Linked DNA regions of Homo sapiens: regions 2 and 3 are each linked to region 1. The links are chromatin contacts, found by Hi-C or POLR2A ChIA-PET in ENCODE. All regions are on one chromosome and are shown on one strand. Each heading gives the region's core, a stretch centred on a gene start or an enhancer-like site at or near the end of the contact. The rest is flanking DNA. Distances are from core to core; before and after follow the strand shown. Region 1 holds the start of BUB1B (BUB1 mitotic checkpoint serine/threonine kinase B). Region 2 holds the start of INAFM2 (InaF motif containing 2). Region 3 holds the start of DISP2 (dispatched RND transporter family member 2).

Region 1 (2,700 bases), core at 91-2,590:
AGATTATGTCTTTCCTTTGCTCAAAACCTTCCAATGACTTTTGATTACAACTAGAGTAAAAGCTAAGTCCTTACAATCTGCATCTTCACCATTTTTACATAATATCCTTTTACTCTTCTAGTTAATTCTGCTCCAGTGACAATGGCCTTGGACATGCCAGGTGCAACTTCCTCCCCTAGCTCTCACCCTCAGCCTTTGTACTCTCCTCAGATATAGAACCTCTAGCTTTTGAGATTCCTTCAAGTCTTGACCAAAGTGACATCTCCTCAGTGAGACTCCAGTGTTCAAGTTAAATTGCACCAATCCCCACCCCCAATATTCACTACACCCAGTTGCTTTATTATTTTTTTTAGTACTGACCACATCTCCACCTAACAGTTTGTCTTTATTGTCTGACTCCCCCACCTTCATCCCATGCCAGAACTTAAGCTTCATGAGGGTTGAGATTTTTGTGTCTGTATATTTGCTGCACTCAGAGCTTAGCCAAAAAAATACTTGTTACATGAATGAAAGAGCCCATGACATAGCACTTATCTAGGTATTGCGGGCACCACAGTGAAAACACATACAGATTTCCAACCTAGAACTGCAATATAGTTTTTTTAATACAAGGAAAAGCCGCAAACATGCAGAAAAAGGCTTTTAGATCTCTATGTTATTGGCATAATTTAGATCTCTATGATATTGGCTAAAGGCTTTCAGATCTCTGTGCTATTGGCATAGCACCTGCCATTTGTTGAGCGCTTATTTGGAAGCAGTTACTTAACAAATACTTTGAATTCCCCCAGAACCACGTAAGGCAGCATTAACATCAGCATTTTCCATACAAACGATTTGCCCAAGGTCAAACAACTAGCAGGTGGCTGAGCTGAGTTACAAACAGACAACATTGCAACTTCCAAACTCTTTGTTCCGCTGGGGTCCCGCAGCCTTCTTCGCTTTGAAGCTGGATGCGGCAGGATTCGCACGTGCCCTCAGTCCACTGCGTTTTCACCTCCACCTCCGGCATTCTACTCCAAAAGGAAGGAGGCTCCGGTGGGGTCTGTTCTGACGGTGCCGATCTCCCCCTCGACTGCTCCGAGCGGAGCCTTCTATTACCTACCAGGCCGTGTCCTCTCAGGCCCAGCCCCCAGCAGCTTTCTCCCGTACCTACCTCAGAGCACCCCCTTCCTTCTTCACCGCCGCCATCCTGCATTCCTGGCTCAGGTCCTCGTCCTGCTGCAGGCCTTTCCTCTGGGCCACAGACCGCCTGGGCTTTCTTCCGCAACCTGCCCTCGGAGCTACAGAAGCGACCAAGGCACGTACACGACTCCCTAACAAACCGGCCACCTCAAGCCCACACCCCTAGCCGCCAAGTTTCAAATTTAACGGTCCCGCGCGGTCGACGTGGCCACGCCCCTCCGCTCCTCCGTGCTCTCGCGTCTCGCCCAAGGCATTCTGGGGCTTGTAGTTTATGCCTGTTTAGTCCGCGAACTCGCGGTGCATAATGGGAATTGTAGTTTTTGGGATTCAATGGCCGTGGAAGTGCAGCAGGCTTAGGCAAAACAAATACCCCCAGGTGCTGTCTTGAGTCGCGGCTCGAAGCCGAGTCTCTGAGCCGAGCGAGGAACACTTAAAGCACCAGAACTTCTTTGCTGTTTTGAGTGTTGGGAGATGTCTCTGAGTGCTTGCACTTGGCGTGACTCTTGTAGGGTGACTACCCCTGCTGTCTGCCCCAAATCTCACCCGTCCGGAGTTCTTAGGCCACTGACCTAGCTGTTTCCTGCCCCACCCTTGAATTCAAAAAGCTGGATTCTAGTTCTGTAAAATCATACCAAATGTGCAACCTTAGGCAAGCTACATAATCTTTCTGACCATCAGTTTTCCTCATCTATAAAGTGATGATACTGTCTTGCTTTCTCTTCTGCTCAGTCCACAAGCAGTAAACACAGCCATGCTATGGTTCCCAAGGTGTTACCTCTTTTCCCCTTCAGGGGACTAGCCTTGACTGACATTAAACTGTTTGTTGCAATTTCAATTTTCTGAGGAAGAAATTGTGATAGCTCAGATGTGACCAGGGGAGTAGAGTCTTTTTGTTTGTTTGGTTGGTTGGTTTTGTTTTAGAGACAGGGTCTTCTTCTTGCTCTGTTGCCCAGGCTGGAGTGCAGTAGCCCCATCATGGGGCTACTGCATTCCAGCCTCCAACTCCCGGGGTCAAGTGATCCTCCCACCTCAGCCTCCGCAGTAGCTGCGATTACAGGCATTAGCCACCTTGAGGAAGGAACAGGGTCATTTAAGAAAGCCCAGGTACAGGGGAGTTCTCCTTTATGACTGTGGGGATGGTCAGAGAGGTGGCACTTCCCAGAGGCAGATGCTGAGGATACTGTCCACTACCCTCTGGTTCTTAGTTCCCAGCTTTCTGTCTTTGTTCATGTTATATAAGTCCTTCTTTCCTCTGAATCATCAGGACTCTTGATTCCAAAGAAGTAGAAATCCAACTTAAATCGGCCTACTCAGAAAAGGGAATTTACTGTCTTTTATATATAAAAGACTTCAGATAAAGCTTAACCCAGGACTCATGTGGACTGGGCCTCTCTCCATTTCTCGCCTCTACTCTTGTTGTTGGCTTATTGTCATTCTCCATTGGGTAACAGATTCACGACTTTATCCTTACAGGTTCAAATTCAGACTTAGGAGTCACCCTGCTTAACCCCTTCCTCC
Region 2 (2,700 bases), core at 190-2,689, 160 kb before region 1:
TGGGGGACAGCAAATAGCCCTTGCTTGACCCCTTCAGTCAGTAGCTACCCAGGGTGTGGGAGGATATACATAGAATTCTATGTGATTATAGCTTCTAGTGCATATGTCAACAACTATATACAGGGATCTAGAAATTTAATGCATCTCTGGCCACTGCAACTAGGTTGACGTACCTGAGCTCCACTACTTTTGGTGCCCTCCTCCTTTCGAGAGCTTCAGCTTACTTAAAAAGAGCCCCTACAGCTCCATCCTTCCCCTGAGTCTTGGGGGAAAGCCCCAGTCACCCCTGCATGTAGGATACACCAGAGCGAGCGGCGCAGAAGGGTTTGGTGCCGGGATCTCCCCACCCCTCCCCCCATCCCCCTACGGCTCAGGGCCCTGGTGCAGCACGGTCCTGGGCAGCAAACCCCCAGCCCCCCGGCGAATCGTGGTCCCTTGGCTGAAGATCTGGCTGCGGGCCTCCCGCTCCGGGGCCAGCCGGCGATGGTGGGAGTGTGAGGGGCGTTCACTCTCGTGGGGGTCACTCCCGCGGGCTCTCCACCCCATCCTGCTGCGAAGTCCTGCCTCTGGGCTTGGGGAGAATGGTTCCCGGCGGCCCCCAGCGCGGAGGGCTTCAACGACTCCCGGGCGCCGCCGCCGTTTCCTCTTCGTCCTCGTCCGGCCCCCGAGGCCGCTCGAGCGGCCCGGCCGGGGGGCTGTCCGCAGGGGGCTCCGGAGGCGCCGGTCGCGCCGCCTGCAGTGGGGGAACGTCGCGCGGCGCCTCGCGGCGGGACGACCCAGTGGTGTTGGGCCCCGCCGCCGCCGCCCCCGAAGTCCCAGACGGGCCAGTGGCGTTGGAGCCGCCGGGGGGCGGGCCAGCGGCTCCCCCCGAGGTCCCGGCGCCCACCGGCTGCCAGATGAGGCTGTAGTAGACGGCGAGCACGATGGCGGCCAGCGACACGGAGAGCACGTAGGCGAACACGGTGGCGAGCCGGACCCACTTCTTGTTGGTCTTGGCCGCCATCTTCGCCTTCTTGTCCCCGGTGTAGGTGGCCGGCTTGCCCCGCTCGGCCGGGGCCGCGTCGCGCTCCTTCATGGGGGGGCCCCGGCCTTTGCCCCGGTGCTCCACGGCCCCGGCTGGAGGGGGCCTGGCGGCCTGCAAGGACTGGGCAGGGGGCGGCCCGGCGCCCTCGGTTCCCGGCGGCCCCGCGCTCCGCCGCCGCTCCTCACGCCGCCCGCCCGCAGCCCGCCACCGCGTTGCTGCAGCCGCCGCCGGGGCCTGGACCAGTCACCGCCGCCAGCGCCGCCGCCGCCGCCGGCCCGTCAGCTGCTTCCCCGCCGCCGCCACAGCCACAGCCGCCACAGCCGCCACAGCCGCCCGGCTCCGCGTCCCCATCCGCCGCCACGCCGCCGCGCGCTCCGCCGCCGCCTGCCCGGCCGCCGGCCGCCTGGTCTCCAGTGGCCGCGCGGACCGCGCGCTCCGCTCCAGCCCGGCTCCCCCGCCTCGCGCGCCGGCAACAGGGGGCGGGGAGAGCGCTGCTGGGGGCTGCCCCTTAAAAGGGCGACGCCGGGGTCCGGAAGTGCCGCGAGGGGAGGCGGCGGCTGCCGGGAGCCGCGAGCCCCGCCGGGACGCCCCGTTAAGAGAGAGTTAAGGGAGGCTGGCTCTTAAACGGGCGACGTCACCGCGACCCCTGGTGGGCTGGCGCGGCGTAGAGTGGAGCCCCGGGCACTTCTTTAAAAGGGGGAACGGCGTTGTGCGAGGCGGAGTGCGGAGCTAGAAGGGGGCGGTCGGAGCGCGAGCTGTCAACTCTGGCGCCTCCCCGCTCCGCCCCGAGGCTCCGAAGTGACAGGTGGAATAGCAGCCTGGGCTTCGGACTCCAGGCCTAGGTTTATCCTCTGGGAGGGGACGGTAAGAGGGATAGGGAAGATACCACGTTCCAGCTCTCAGCTTGCTCCCCGCACCGCGTACCCCCTGGGTGGGTCTCCCAGGCCCATTCACAGCTAAAGAACCTGGTTGACGCCAGGGGTAGGCGGTTCTGGCACCTGGAGCGCTCACTGGGGCCGCAGCTGGTTGTGTTCCTTCCACCCAGTCCAGGCTGGGCTTCGGAGCTCTACTGAAGTCGTCGCAATTGCGTACCCCAGCCCGCCTCACCCCGCCAACCCTGAGCCTCCGGGACAGAGCCACGGACTGAGCTGTTCTCCAGACTCGCTTGCCACCTTAGTCCCAAAGTTCGCCGCAGGTCGCTGGTCCCGCTTTTTGGGTCTTCCAATTCCTGGTTTTGGCCTGGATTTGGACCCAAGGAGCTGCACTGAACCTGAGGAGTTTAACTCTCAGGACTCCTAGAGCGTTTTCACTCTCAGATCCCCTCCAGACCTCAAGGCTTGGGCGGTTGTCCCCTCCCCACTTTCCCATGTGAGGTTTGTCTTCTTTGGCTCCAGGCCAGGCGCCAGGCAGTGGGCTCTGTGCCTGGTCTTTGGACCCCCTAGGTGCTAACAACCCTTCATGCTCAGACTCTCCCTTGCGGCTTTACTTGTGCCCTCCCCCTCCTTCCGCTCTCTGCTCTCCCTGCCTTCTCTCCTCCCCATTCCCTCTCTATAAGGCTTTCCAGAATTCTGGTTCCCTCCTCCTTGGATGCTACTTCCTGTGTTCCCAGAACTGGGCATATGGACTGCCTGGGTGTCTGAATGAGTGAGGGAGACTTGTCTGGGCGTGTGTTGGGG
Region 3 (2,700 bases), core at 176-2,675, 200 kb before region 1:
TGGACATGGCTGATCCTTGGCAAGATATCTGAGACAGCAAATGACTCTCCTGCCCCTTCTAGGGATGCTTCTGGCCCCAGGTCCTCGCTCTGTCCTGTCACTGCCCCATCTTTGATCAGGCCATAGTCCCAGGCAGGTCCCTGGACTGGTGAATACACCCATCCTGTGTCTCACCTTCTTGAAGGCTTTGTGACTTTCAGACTGAAGAGTGGCTAAATCTATCCAGGCTAATGTGTTAACAATAAAGGGAAGAAAGCATTTCTCTCTACTTGTGGGGCTTTCTCCCCCTCTGGGGTACAGAATGTACATTTTAACTGGGGTATTCTGGAGACGATGTGTCCACTTCTGCTATTGCTATCAAGGAATGCCTTTTATTTCAGTCCAGGCAGGAAAGAGGCAGTGTCATGTCAGAGGAGGGATTCTGGGGGCGGCAGAGCCAGGCAGGGCACAGAAATTGCGCCATATTGCTACCTAGCTGGGCTGTTCCCTCACACATATGGTGGAGGAAGGGAGAAGAGAGGTGCTGAGATCTGGGCCCTCAGCAGGAAGGTGTCCCTCCTGTCCCACCAGTATGGGGCTCCTCCAGGGGTGGTACAGGCCAGCAGCCTGAGCACCAAATCCTTCCCATCTTAGCGGCTCCAGCCAGTGTGGCTGCCACATGCAGGGACTGGAACCCACACGTGCACAGCTGGGGGTCATGCAGGGCAGGCAAGCGACTGATGGTGACAAAGACAGTCCCTGACGTGCCTGCCGAATGTCTGCCTTCCCCAGGACACCCGCCTTGGCGAGCCTCCCATCCGCGATTCACGCACACCTTCATGCACACTGGCACGCTGAAACCCGGACTGAGGTTACTGCGGGCTTGGGGCTTCCGGAGAAGACGCAGGGGCAGGGCCTAGAAGGAGGGGCCGGAGGAGCCAGGGAGTCCTGGCCTGAGAGGAGGGGTAGGAGCCGTGGGTGGGGCAGGTTCCCTAAGCGGGGAGGGCGATGGGGGCTGACACTAGGGGGTGTCAGGGAGCGAGGAAATTGACCCGGCAGGATGAGGGCGTGGCGAGGGGGGCCTGGAGCTTGGCGACCCCGGGAAGGGGCTCCGGGAGGGTCTGGGGAATGAATGGGGCAACATATGGCGGCTACTGGGGATACCTGGGGCGGGGAGGGTCTGGGAGGGTCTGTGATACGGATCTGCGGAGCTGTCCGCCCTACCTGTCCGGGGAGCCGCCGTCTGGGGCCAAGGGCTCCCCCTCGGGCCGTTGCTCCCCTTCCGGACCCGGGCCGGGAGCCGGACCGCTGCCGCCGCTGCTGCTGCTGCTGTCACCGTCCATGCCCGTGGGCGGCACCGCTGTCCGGGCGCTGGTGCTGAAGCCGCGGCGGCGGCGGCGGCGGCGGCGGTGGCGGCGGCAGCGGCGGCGGGGTGCTCGTGCGCATGCGTAGGCTCTGAGCGGGCCGGTCGCTGGGCGGGGCGAGGAGGAGCCCAGCCAATGGGCGCGGCGCCGCTGCCGGAGCGGAGCGCTCTGTCTCTAAGATCCCGGGGCTGCGGATGTGAGCGCCCCTCTGCTCCCGCCAGGCCAGAGAGCCGCTGTTAGGAGTCCGGCCGTGCAACCCTTCCTAGCGGCCTCGGCCTTCCCGTAAGGAACCAGAGAGCGCGACACATGCAGAGATCCTCACAAATCAAAACGCAGACCCTTCCAGCCGGATAGAGGGCGAGCTCCACGCCCGCACTTCACCACGCTGGACGCCCCGGGTCGAGGCGGGCGGCTTCAGGCCTGCGAGGTTCCCGGCTCGCTCAGCGCCCTCCTCCCCTCCCCAGTGGGGCGAGGCATCAGGTTGGGTCTTTCTTCCCATCCTTCTGGACTTCGACTTGGACCTGGGTGTGCACCCCTTAGATGCGGAGCCCTGACTCCGTTACTCAAGTGCGCAGTCTGGTGAAGGAGGTGGGGGAAGAAGAGAGGCGCTCAGATCATCCCCAGCTCCTTCTCTTTCTTTTTTAAAATTTAAAAGGTTTATAAAGCAAACAAATCACAGTAAGCTAAGGTTAATTTTTGATTCAGGGGCACATGTGCAGGTTTGTTATAAGGGTATATTGAGTGATCCCAGATCCTTTTTTATAGTCACCGCTGCCCCCCCACCCCACCTCAGCCTGGGAGGTGCCCAATAGCCACTGACTCCAGGGCACTGGGAGGTGCCCAATAGCCACTGACTCCAGTGCCACCTCCCCCACCAGGGAGTAGCTGTGAGTAGAGCACATTTGGGTATGATGGACTGTGGACAGGCCTGGCTAAGGGGTCTAGAACTAGAATAGATATTGGCAGTGTGAGAAGCCTGGGGGGCTGGGAGTGGAGAGGATCCTGGATGTGGGATTTGACTAGGCAGAAAGGGTTTTACAGCAAGCAGGCTGTTCAGGGCCTGGTTACTTGTGCAGGGAGAGGCCTTGGTTGAAGACATGGGGCTGAGGAGAGAGTCAGGAACACTTGGACTATAGGTATCCCTAAAATGTGTGCCAATGCCAGTCCGTGTAAGACACAGGTCATAAGAAATGGGGTGGAAGAATCTAGAGGTGTAGAAGTGTTGGGTCTGCCCTGAATAGCTTATAGTTTGGTTGGAGAGATAAAGGGCCAGCCCATAAATTGCTGCCAATAGGCAAGATATGGTGAGGCCCATGAGGTGGTTGAGAAGGGGACAGTATGCAAAAAGGAAGGACCT

Evidence for each region. A loop is a pair of places that touch in the nucleus more often than their neighbours do. ChIA-PET counts read pairs that join two places held with the same protein, here RNA polymerase II (POLR2A). Pooled maps may share reads with other maps.
Region 2: a map of CD8-positive, alpha-beta T cell shows a loop between it and region 1 (6-fold over the local background). The contact joins the promoter of INAFM2 here to the promoter of BUB1B in region 1. A Hi-C loop is called at or near these places in 4 of 168 maps with a recorded cell type or tissue (B cell, CD8-positive, alpha-beta T cell and naive thymus-derived CD4-positive, alpha-beta T cell), 1 of 37 single-sample maps with no recorded cell type and 10 of 50 pooled maps. POLR2A ChIA-PET finds 5 or more read pairs at or near these places in 1 of 52 experiments (activated CD4-positive, alpha-beta T cell).
Region 3: a pooled map shows a loop between it and region 1 (7-fold over the local background). The contact joins the promoter of DISP2 here to the promoter of BUB1B in region 1. A Hi-C loop is called at or near these places in 7 of 50 pooled maps. POLR2A ChIA-PET finds 5 or more read pairs at or near these places in 2 of 52 experiments (RWPE1 and activated CD4-positive, alpha-beta T cell).

The regions. Positions count from the first base shown.
Region 1 is chr15:40,159,709-40,162,408 of GRCh38, reverse strand. It overlaps BUB1B (BUB1 mitotic checkpoint serine/threonine kinase B), which reads right to left and starts at 1,340. Exons shown (of 23, transcript NM_001211.6): 1 at 1,154-1,340. The coding sequence starts at 1,188. RefSeq lists enhancers at 185-949, 957-1,086, 1,107-1,206.
Region 2 is chr15:40,322,431-40,325,130 of GRCh38, reverse strand. INAFM2 (InaF motif containing 2) reads right to left here and starts at 1,439. Exons shown (of 1, transcript NM_001301268.2): 1 at 1-1,439. The coding sequence starts at 1,075. The coding sequence ends at 614. It overlaps LOC112268152 (a long non-coding RNA gene), which reads left to right and starts at 1,488. Exons shown (of 3, transcript XR_002957721.2): 1 at 1,488-1,888. RefSeq lists silencers at 732-961, 972-1,051, 1,382-1,751.
Region 3 is chr15:40,356,944-40,359,643 of GRCh38, reverse strand. DISP2 (dispatched RND transporter family member 2) reads right to left here and starts at 1,425. Exons shown (of 8, transcript NM_033510.3): 1 at 1,204-1,425. The coding sequence starts at 1,322. RefSeq lists a silencer at 1,245-1,504.